Regions from separate parts of the Homo sapiens genome. Here region 1 is linked to region 2. A link is an interaction called in ENCODE POLR2A ChIA-PET data of the cell type or tissue named here. Cell type or tissue: OCI-LY7. All regions are shown on one strand. Links, peaks and the distances in the headings refer to the core of each region. The heading gives the core; the rest is flanking DNA.

Evidence for each region. ChIA-PET counts read pairs that join two places held together with the same protein. Peaks named below come from ENCODE experiments on the same cell type or tissue, not always from the same donor. Only the 100,000 strongest peaks of a DNase experiment are listed, where the experiment ranks them.
Region 1: POLR2A ChIA-PET joins it to region 2 with 5 read pairs; 5 of 35 experiments call an interaction of 5 or more read pairs at or near these places.

Annotation. Positions count from the first base shown.
Region 1 is chr20:4,960,180-4,964,575 of GRCh38, forward strand. All of the region lies in intron 2 of SLC23A2 (solute carrier family 23 member 2), which reads right to left. Among named protein-coding and RNA genes, the nearest start is that of SLC23A2, 39 kb to the right of the region's middle. In OCI-LY7, for the core only: no CTCF peak of the experiment used is centred there; a DNase peak (open chromatin) is centred at 2,172.
Region 2 is chr20:4,843,103-4,847,498 of GRCh38, forward strand. No RefSeq gene overlaps it. Among named protein-coding and RNA genes, the nearest start is that of RASSF2, 22 kb to the left of the region's middle. In OCI-LY7, for the core only: no CTCF peak of the experiment used is centred there; no DNase peak of the experiment used is centred there.

The DNA.
Region 1 (4,396 bases), core at 136-4,135, 120 kb after region 2:
CACATGGCCTATCTCTATTAAAACACAATTATCATTTCACATTCATCAGATAAGGCTAGAATAAGAGTTTAGTAATATGAAGTATTGGCAAGACTGTGAATAAACAGGAATTCCTGTATCTTGTTGACAGAGAAGAAAATTGGTTCAAATACTTGGGAGAACCACTGCTAATATTTAGTTGGTTGAAACTGTGTATGCACTATGATCCAGCAAGGCCAGTTAGCATACTTCACCCCAGAGAAACCCACCCAGATGAAGACAGTCATTCTGTTCATTATGCTATGTCAAGAGGAGAATATCTAAGTTATGCTATGCTTAATCAATGAAATAAAATACTGTAGTTAAAATAAACGAACTCTAGCTACTTGGACCAACATTTGGGAACATTTTCCAGAGTGATTAAGTAGGTTGTAGCGCACGCGCACACGCACACACACAAGATCTACTATTTAAGGTTTTAAATCACGCAATCATTATTATATGTTGGTTTGTGAATATATAAGCATGTAACACAAAAGTAAAGACACGGACTGTAAAGGTACCTCTGGGAAGAAGAGAAAGAGGGAGATGAGGCTAGCAGAGAGGACAAACCAGGTATCTGAAATGTTTCAATTTCCTTAAAAAGCAAAAACAAAATACCTGAAGCAAAAATGACATGTTTAGATTTATTAGGTCTGGGTATCTAGCAGGTAAGTTTTCATTCTTTAGTTTTCTTTATATTTGAAATGTCACAATTAAAAGCAAATGTTTAACCAAAGACTATCTATCTTTAAAAGGATATACAGTCTGAACACACAAAAACTGGTAAAAGTGGCTGCCTCCAGAGATGGAAACTGGGACAAGGACCAGACAGGAAGGAGGCTTATTCTCCCTGCCTGGCCTGTCCTCATGCACATTCTGATTACACATCCTTTTTTTTTTTTCTTTTTCTTTTTTTTTTTTTTTTGAGACGGAGTCTCGCTCTGTCGCCCAGGCTGGAGTGCGGCGGCACGATCTTGGCTCACTGCAACCTGCACCTCCCAGGTTCAAGCAATTCTCCCTATAGGCACGTGTCACCATGCCCAGCTAATTTTTTGTATTTTTAGTAGAGACGGGGTTTCACCTTGTTAGCCAGGATGGTCTCGATCTCCCTGACCTCATGATCCGCCCACCTTGGCCTCCCAAAGTGCTGGGATTACAGGCGTGAGCCACCACGCCTGGCCTATCTATTTTTTTAATTACAAATAAATTTTACGCCCTCTTTATCTCCAATCCCCCAGAGTGGGGCCTATCTAAAGCAAGCTTGTCCAGCTCTCGGCCCAGGACAGCTGTGAATGCAGCCCAACACAAATTCGTAACTTTCTTAAAACATTTGAGATTTTTTGCGATTTTTTTAAAGCTCATCAGCTATCATTAGTGATAGAGTATTTTATGTGTGGCCCAGGGAAGCCAAAAGATTGGACACCCTTGATCTAAAGTATTTTTATTTCAGATAAGGACAGGCCACTGAACACATGACTGAGATTCCAGCCCTGACTGTGCCATTAATGATGGGAGGAGATTTAATTTTGGGGATGATTTAACCCCCTCCAAGTATCACATCACTTCTAAAATATTGTCTTTTATGAAAACACAAACATATCCCCCTCAGCCAGAGAATCTCTAACTAAGCCACAGGGAGCGAAAAGCAGTTCTCATATAACCCTGATAGGAAAACTTTTGGAATTTGTTCGGACAGTTCCACACAGACCATCTGCAGTGATTGCCTCATAGCCTCTGTGGGTAGAGATGTACGTAGACAGTTGCCCTTATGCAAGGCAGCATGAGGTGAGAGAAGGGCAGGAAGTTGGGGGAGTGCTTATCTGATCACTTGTTTTCTTAATGAACTAAGAAGCAGAGGTCATGGCTGAGAGTAAAAAGGCTGGGAATGGGATTGGACAGAAGTGACTATGGAAGAAGAAAAACGATGAGAAAAATGATATTATTTTAAAAAAAAAAATCAAAGTCCAGCTGAGCCCAGAACTCATAATATGAAATAGAGAAAGTCACCTTGTTATCTGGTTTCTCTCCAGCAGAGTTCAACCACCCCCGCCCCAAAAAAACAGAATAGTTAAGACCAGGGCACTGAGGGAGCTTGACAAGTTCTGGAGACAGCTCAGAGAGGGAGGAGACCATGTTAGTAAGATGGCAGCCACGTGATTTCCTGTGGCGTCCATAGCAGGTAAAAAGGACTGGGGAGGCAAGAGGAAGCCAGAGAGCACCACAGAGCTGGAGCACCAGGACCAATGAAGGGGAGGAATGAGAGCTAGGGAGGACAGGGTGTGTAGACACACTCCCAGCTCAGGATCCCAAAGTGCTGTCTGGGAGACGACTGGGCCTTGGAGAGCTGATATAAACTGGAAGTAAAACTACCTGCAAAAGGTAAAAGGTCAGTGAGGTCCCGTGGCCGGATAAGCCAATGACTGAGAGATGATGCTAGAAGACACAGTGGAAAGAAATGTGGCAGGCCAGGAGCCAACATTCAAGGGGCATAAAGAAAGGTCAAGAAGTTGCTAGATGGCCTGGCGCAGTGGTTCACACCTGTAATCCCAGCACTTTGGGAGGTCGAGGCAATGGATCACCTGAGGTCAGGAGTTCGAGATCAGCCTTGCCAACATGGTAAAACCCCATCTCTACTAAAAATACAAAATTAGCCGGGTGTGGTGGCATGCACCTGTAATCCCAGCTACTCAGGGGGCTGAGGCAGGAGAATCGCTTAGAACCAGGGAGGCGGAGGTTGCAAGTGAGCCAAGATAACGCCACTGCACTCCAGCCTGGGTGACAGAGCAAGACTATCTCAAAAAAAGTTGCCAGATGATGGCAAAGAGGAAAAAGGCTTCAAAACTAACAGTGGTAGTTGAATTAAGGCTGGAGGACACAGCCTGCTATTCCCTCTACCTGGAAATACTGCAACACCTGGAGAATGTAAATATCAATTCCTCAGCAAATCCTTTCCACATCTCCCAAAATCCAAACCACTCACTTCACTCTTTGCTATTCTCCCAAAGCAAGGAGCACAATTCATGCCAAATGTCCTTCGTTATCCAAAGTTATGCTTTTCTCAAGTTCATGAAGCCAACCAGGGATCCACGTTTTCTGGGTCTATCCAGTTCCTAAATTGTGATCAGCAGAAAATAAGCGAAGGGTATATACCTAAAGATGTATCCAGCAAGCCACCAAGTCAGGAAAGCAGGTGCTCTGGCATGCTGGCTTCAGGACCCCTTAGTCACAGCCACTTAAAAGTAGTCTGCATGGCTATAAGAATCCCTAAGGCTGCCATAACTCCTTTAATATGATTCTCTGTGTTGCCAATAGGAATATGACCATATGTAAGCTTTCTTATTAAAAAAAAAAAATGTAAAAAATCTGACCAGGCACGGTGGCTCACGCCTATAATTCCAGCAGTTTGGGAGGCCAAGATGGGTGGATCACTTGAGGCCAGGAGTTCAAGACCAGCCTGCCCAACATGGTGAAAACTCGTCTCTACTAAAAATATAAAAATTAGCCAGGCATGATGGCACACACCTGTAGTCCCAGCTACTCCTGAGGCTGAGGCACCAGAATCACTTGAACCCAGAAGGCGGAGGTTGCAGTGAGCTGAGATCGTGCCACTGCACTCCAGCCTGGGTGACATAGTGAGACTCTGTCTCAAAAAAAGCAAAAAATCAAAAAGGCAGAAATAAAATAAAATGTACCATTTATAATTTACACAACAAATTGTAATTGTAAATTTAGTAAATAATTTTTAACATCCCGTTAACATGCAAGCACTTTGGATATACTGCTAGTGGGAGTAATAATTGCCATTAACTTATTTTTTTTTTTTTGAGATAGGGTCTCACTCTGTCGCCGAAGCTGGAGTGCAGTGGCACAATCATGACTCACTGCAGCCTTGACCTTCCTGGGCTCAGGTGATCCTCCCACCTCAGCCTCCCAAGTAGCTGGGATTGTAGGCACATACTAATTTTTCTATTTTTGGTAGAGATGGGGTCTCCCCACGTTGCCCTGGCTGGTCTTGAACTCCTGGGCTCAAGCAATCCGCCCACATCAGCCTCCCAAAGTGCTGGGATTATAGGCGTGAACCACTGCACCCAGACATAACATTTTTAGATGGTAATTTAACATCACCAATCAAAGGCTCTAAAAATACACATAGCCTTTGACCTAACAATTTTACTCTTAAGGAATTTATCCTAGCAAAATAATTAAAACAGGCTTAAATTTTTCATTTTGTGAGTGTTCATTAAAATAATGCTTAAGAGTAATCCAAAACCGGAGGGGAAAATATTAATGCCTAAAATAGAGGACTGGTTGGTACAATTGTGGGCACATTCTTATATGAGCATATTACAGAGATTAAAACATGGGTGACTGACGT
Region 2 (4,396 bases), core at 158-4,157:
CTTACATGTAGGTCTTTGGTCCCTAATGAGTTAATTTTTGTATATGGTGTTTGGTAAGGGTTCAACTTATTCTTTTCTCTATGGATATCTAGTTTTTCGGCATCATTTGATGAAAAGACGGTCTTTTCTCCTAATAAATGGTCAAAATAAAAACCATTTAACTGGCCGGGCGTGGTGGTTCATGCCTGTAATCCCAGCACTTTGGGAGGCTGAGGCAGGTGGATCACCTTGAGGTCAGGAATTTGAGACCAATCTGGCCAACATGGTGAAACCCCATCTCTACTAAAAATACAAAAATTAGCTGGGCATGGTGGTGAGTGCCTGTAATCCCAGCTACTCGGGAGGCTGAGGCAGGAGAATAGCTTGAACCTGGGAGGCAGAGGTTGCAGTGAGCCAAGATCATGCCACTGCACTCCAGCCTGGTGACAGAGCAAAACTCCATCTCGGGGGGAAAAAAAACAACCATTTGACCATATGTGTGAGGGTTTATTTCTGGGTTCTCTATTCTATAACATTGGTCTATCTATCTGTCTCTATGATAGCACCACACTGTTTTGATTACTGTAGCTTTGTTCAACTATGTATTTTAAAGCAAATTTCGGACACCATGTCATATCACCCCTACATATTTCAAAGCACATCTCTTAAAAATATGCATGTGCTCTCATCTAACCACAATTTGACACATGCTTTATCTCTCCACCTTTTTTTTTTTTACTTCGTGAAAGTATTTTAAATATAATTCTTTTTCTTTTTCTTTTTTTTTTTGAGACGGAGTCAGCCTCTTTTGCCCAGGCTAGAGTGCAGCGGCACGATCTCGGCTCAAATGCAACCTCCGCCTTCCAGGTTCAAGCAATTATTCTGCTTCAGCCTCCCAAGTAGCTGGGATTACCATGCCTGGTTAATTTTTGTATTTTCAGTAGAGACGGGGTTTTGCCATGTTGACCAGGCTAGCCTTGAACTCCTGACCTCAAGTGATCTGCCTGCCTTGGCCTCTCAAAGTGCTAAGATTACAGGCATGAGCCACTGTGCCCAGCCTTTTAAAGAGAATTCTTTAAGCACAATTATCAAAATGTAATTTTTTATGGCACAGGATCCCTGCATACAAATGTAACTTTTAAATTAACATATTTGGTTGATGAATTAAATGAAAGGATGGCCAACACAGGAAGCTAACAGATAGTGGAATAACAAGTACTGATTTTAAAAAATAAATAAATAATAAAACAGCAAACTAAGAATCTTTTCTACTAGACTAAGATATCACTGACATGTCAGAGTAAAAAAAGTTATGGACACGAGAAACATCAGAATGTACTGTACCTTAGAATGAAATCTCACAGAAAAGAACTCTGTCTAAAAACAAACGACTCAGGCTGGACACGGTGGCTCAGGCCTATAATCACAGCACTTTGGGATGCAAAGGCGGGTGGATTGCCTGAGACCAGGACTTCAAGACCAGCCTGGGGAGCATGGCAGAACCTCATCTCTACACAACATATTAATACAAAAATTAGCTGGGTGTGGTAGTATATGCCTGTAGTCCCAGCCATTTGGGAGGCTAAGGTAGGAGGATCCCTTGAACCTGGGAGGTCAAGGCTGCAGTGAGCTGTGATCATGCCACTACACTCCAGCCTGGGTGACAGAGCAAGGCCTGTCTCAAGAAAAGGAAGGAGGGAACGAAGGAAGGAAGGAAGGAAGGAAGGAAGGAAGGAAGGAAGGAAGGGGAGGGGAGGGGAGGGGAGGGGAGGGGAGGGGGGAGGGGAGGGGGGGAGGGGGAAAAAAAACCAAATGACTCAAAACAGAGATATCAAGTTGAGACAGAGTAAAGAAAAGAGGAAACAGTGGTGAGCAATAGACCTTTCAAAACACATAGTGAAATCTAACAGGCTAATACACTGTATAAAATTGTGTAGTATAAGCACACAGTAAGAATTTATAGCTAGAAGAAAGAATACAAGAGAAATTCAAATAATCAGCTGAAATGAAGAGTATTAACTTATCTCTGCAAAATTTAGGAGTTATGCCACACGTGATGGCTCACGCCTGTAATCCTAGCACTTTGGGAGGTCGAGGCAGGCGGATTGCTTGAGCCCAAGAGTTTGAGACCAGCCTGGGCAATATGGTGAAACCCCATCTTTACAAAAGATACAAAAATTAGCCGGATGTGGTGGTGCATGCCTGCAGTCCCAGTAACAGGGAAGCTGAAGCGGGAGGATCACCCGAGCCTGGGAGGTTGAGGACTATTTGCCGAGATTCCAATATGGATTTGCCTTATTGTAACAGAGACAGATAGATCAGTGGAAGAACCAATCATAAATATAAATTCCAGAAGCATAAAACACTTAAATGTAAAATATTAAATGATAAAAATCAAGAATGAAGTATCGGACCACACATACAACCTAGGGATGGAGAAATTATCTAAAAGAAAACAGGAAACCCACTTGCTCTGCAGATCCAGATAGTTAACTAAGCATTTATAAAAGCTTTTTATGTATTATGGATATTCAAATCTTTATCTGTATTGCAAATATTTTTTCCCAAATTTATTTGTGTGTAGACTTTAATTATCTCTTGCCAAGAAATAGCAATAGGCAAATAAATTTGGGAAAGAAATATTTGCAATACAGATTAAGAGTTAAATACCCATAATACACAAAAAATAACTCTCACAAAACAAAAGATAACCTAAAAGACAAATGGCAGATGACCTGTGCAGCAAATCACCATGGCACATGTTTACCTGTGTAACAAATCTGCACATCATGCACATGTACCCCGAACTTAAAATAAAAGTTGAAGAAAAAAAAGAAAAAGAAAAATGATAAAGAATATGAATAGAAAATCCATAGAAGGGCAAATCGAAATGGCTGAGAAATAGAAAAGAACTACTTGAACACATTCGCGATCAAGGAAACACAACTTCAAGGAAATACCACTTAAGGTACCATGAAATGTATTTATTAGACTGACAAAATTTAAAACGTAACAGCATTATTGACAGAGATGAAGGAGTGCGGAATCGGGTAAGGTACTTTCATACTTTCTGGTGGAAATGTAAATTATTATAGTTTTTTGGAAGGCAATCTGGTAACGACATCCCTTAAAATTTAAAATACCCGGCCTGGCGTGGTGGCTCACCCCTATAATCCCAGCACTTTGGGAGGCCGAGGCGGGCAGATCACCTGAGGTCAGGAGTTCAAGACCAGCCTGGCCAACATGGTGAAACCCTGTCTCTATTAAATACACAAAAATCAGCTGGGCGCGGTGGTGTGTGCCTGTAATCCCAGCTACTCGGGAGGCTGAGGCAGGAGAATTGCTTGAGTCAGGGAGGCGGAGGTTGCAGTGAGCCAAGATTGCGCCATTGCACTCCAACCTGGGCGACAGAGCAAGATTCCGTCTCAAAAAAAAAAAAAAAAAAAAAAGGAAAATGAAAAATACCCGTACTATTTAGCCCAGCAATACTACTCCTGGGAATGTATTTTATCATTTGTTTAAACCTAGATAAAACAATGTTTGTTATAGCTATATGTGACGGCTAAAAACTAGGAATATGAGTATCTCTCAACTTTGAATAAGCTACGGTGGATCTACAGCAAGGAATACGTGAAATCATCAGGAAAATTAATTAGAGTGGGACCAGCTAAATTGTAGGGATTTCCACAAGATATTGCTCAGTAAACAATGCAAGATGCAGAAAAGTGTGTATGAGAGCAATGACAAAACATGAAGGAATATATGTGTGGTGTATATGTGTGCGTACATGTAGAATAGCTAGCTAGCTAGATGTTGACAGGGTTATGAGCATAGAGAAATGTGTGAATGATACCAAGCCCATTGCTCACATGGAGCAAGGCAGGAGGATGGGCAGAAGGAGAGGGGGATGGCAGAGGAGAAGCAAACAGAAGAGATGAAAAAAAACTGCACTAAAAAGGAGTCCATGTGCATAAGATCTTGGTTATGTTAAATTGTATCTTGATGCATAAAATATGAAATCTGTATCTTCCCATTGGCAGAAATGCCCCCACCATATTGTCAAGTGAAAAAAGCAAGTGGCAGTGTAGTATGCTTCTATTTATAAGTGATACGAATTGGGATTTTGAGGCTCACAGTGCCTCAAAGGGGTTGGAAGGTTGGAGCGGCAATGGAGGAAGAGTCTTCTTGTCGTTCTGCTGGGGGATGTGTCTGGAGACAACACTGGTCCAGTTAAGGCAAGGGCTGCCTTGGTATGTGTGTAGGTTGGGGTAGGTGTGGGGGTGGTCATTGTAGACTTCGGGGTACAGCTCAAAGCAGATGCCTAAATCCCACTATCTGAGTCATTCCTTCAGTCTGAACCTGTGGTTCCAAGTCTGGTTTTATTTTTCCCAAGGATGGAAGGTTCTGGAAGACTTTG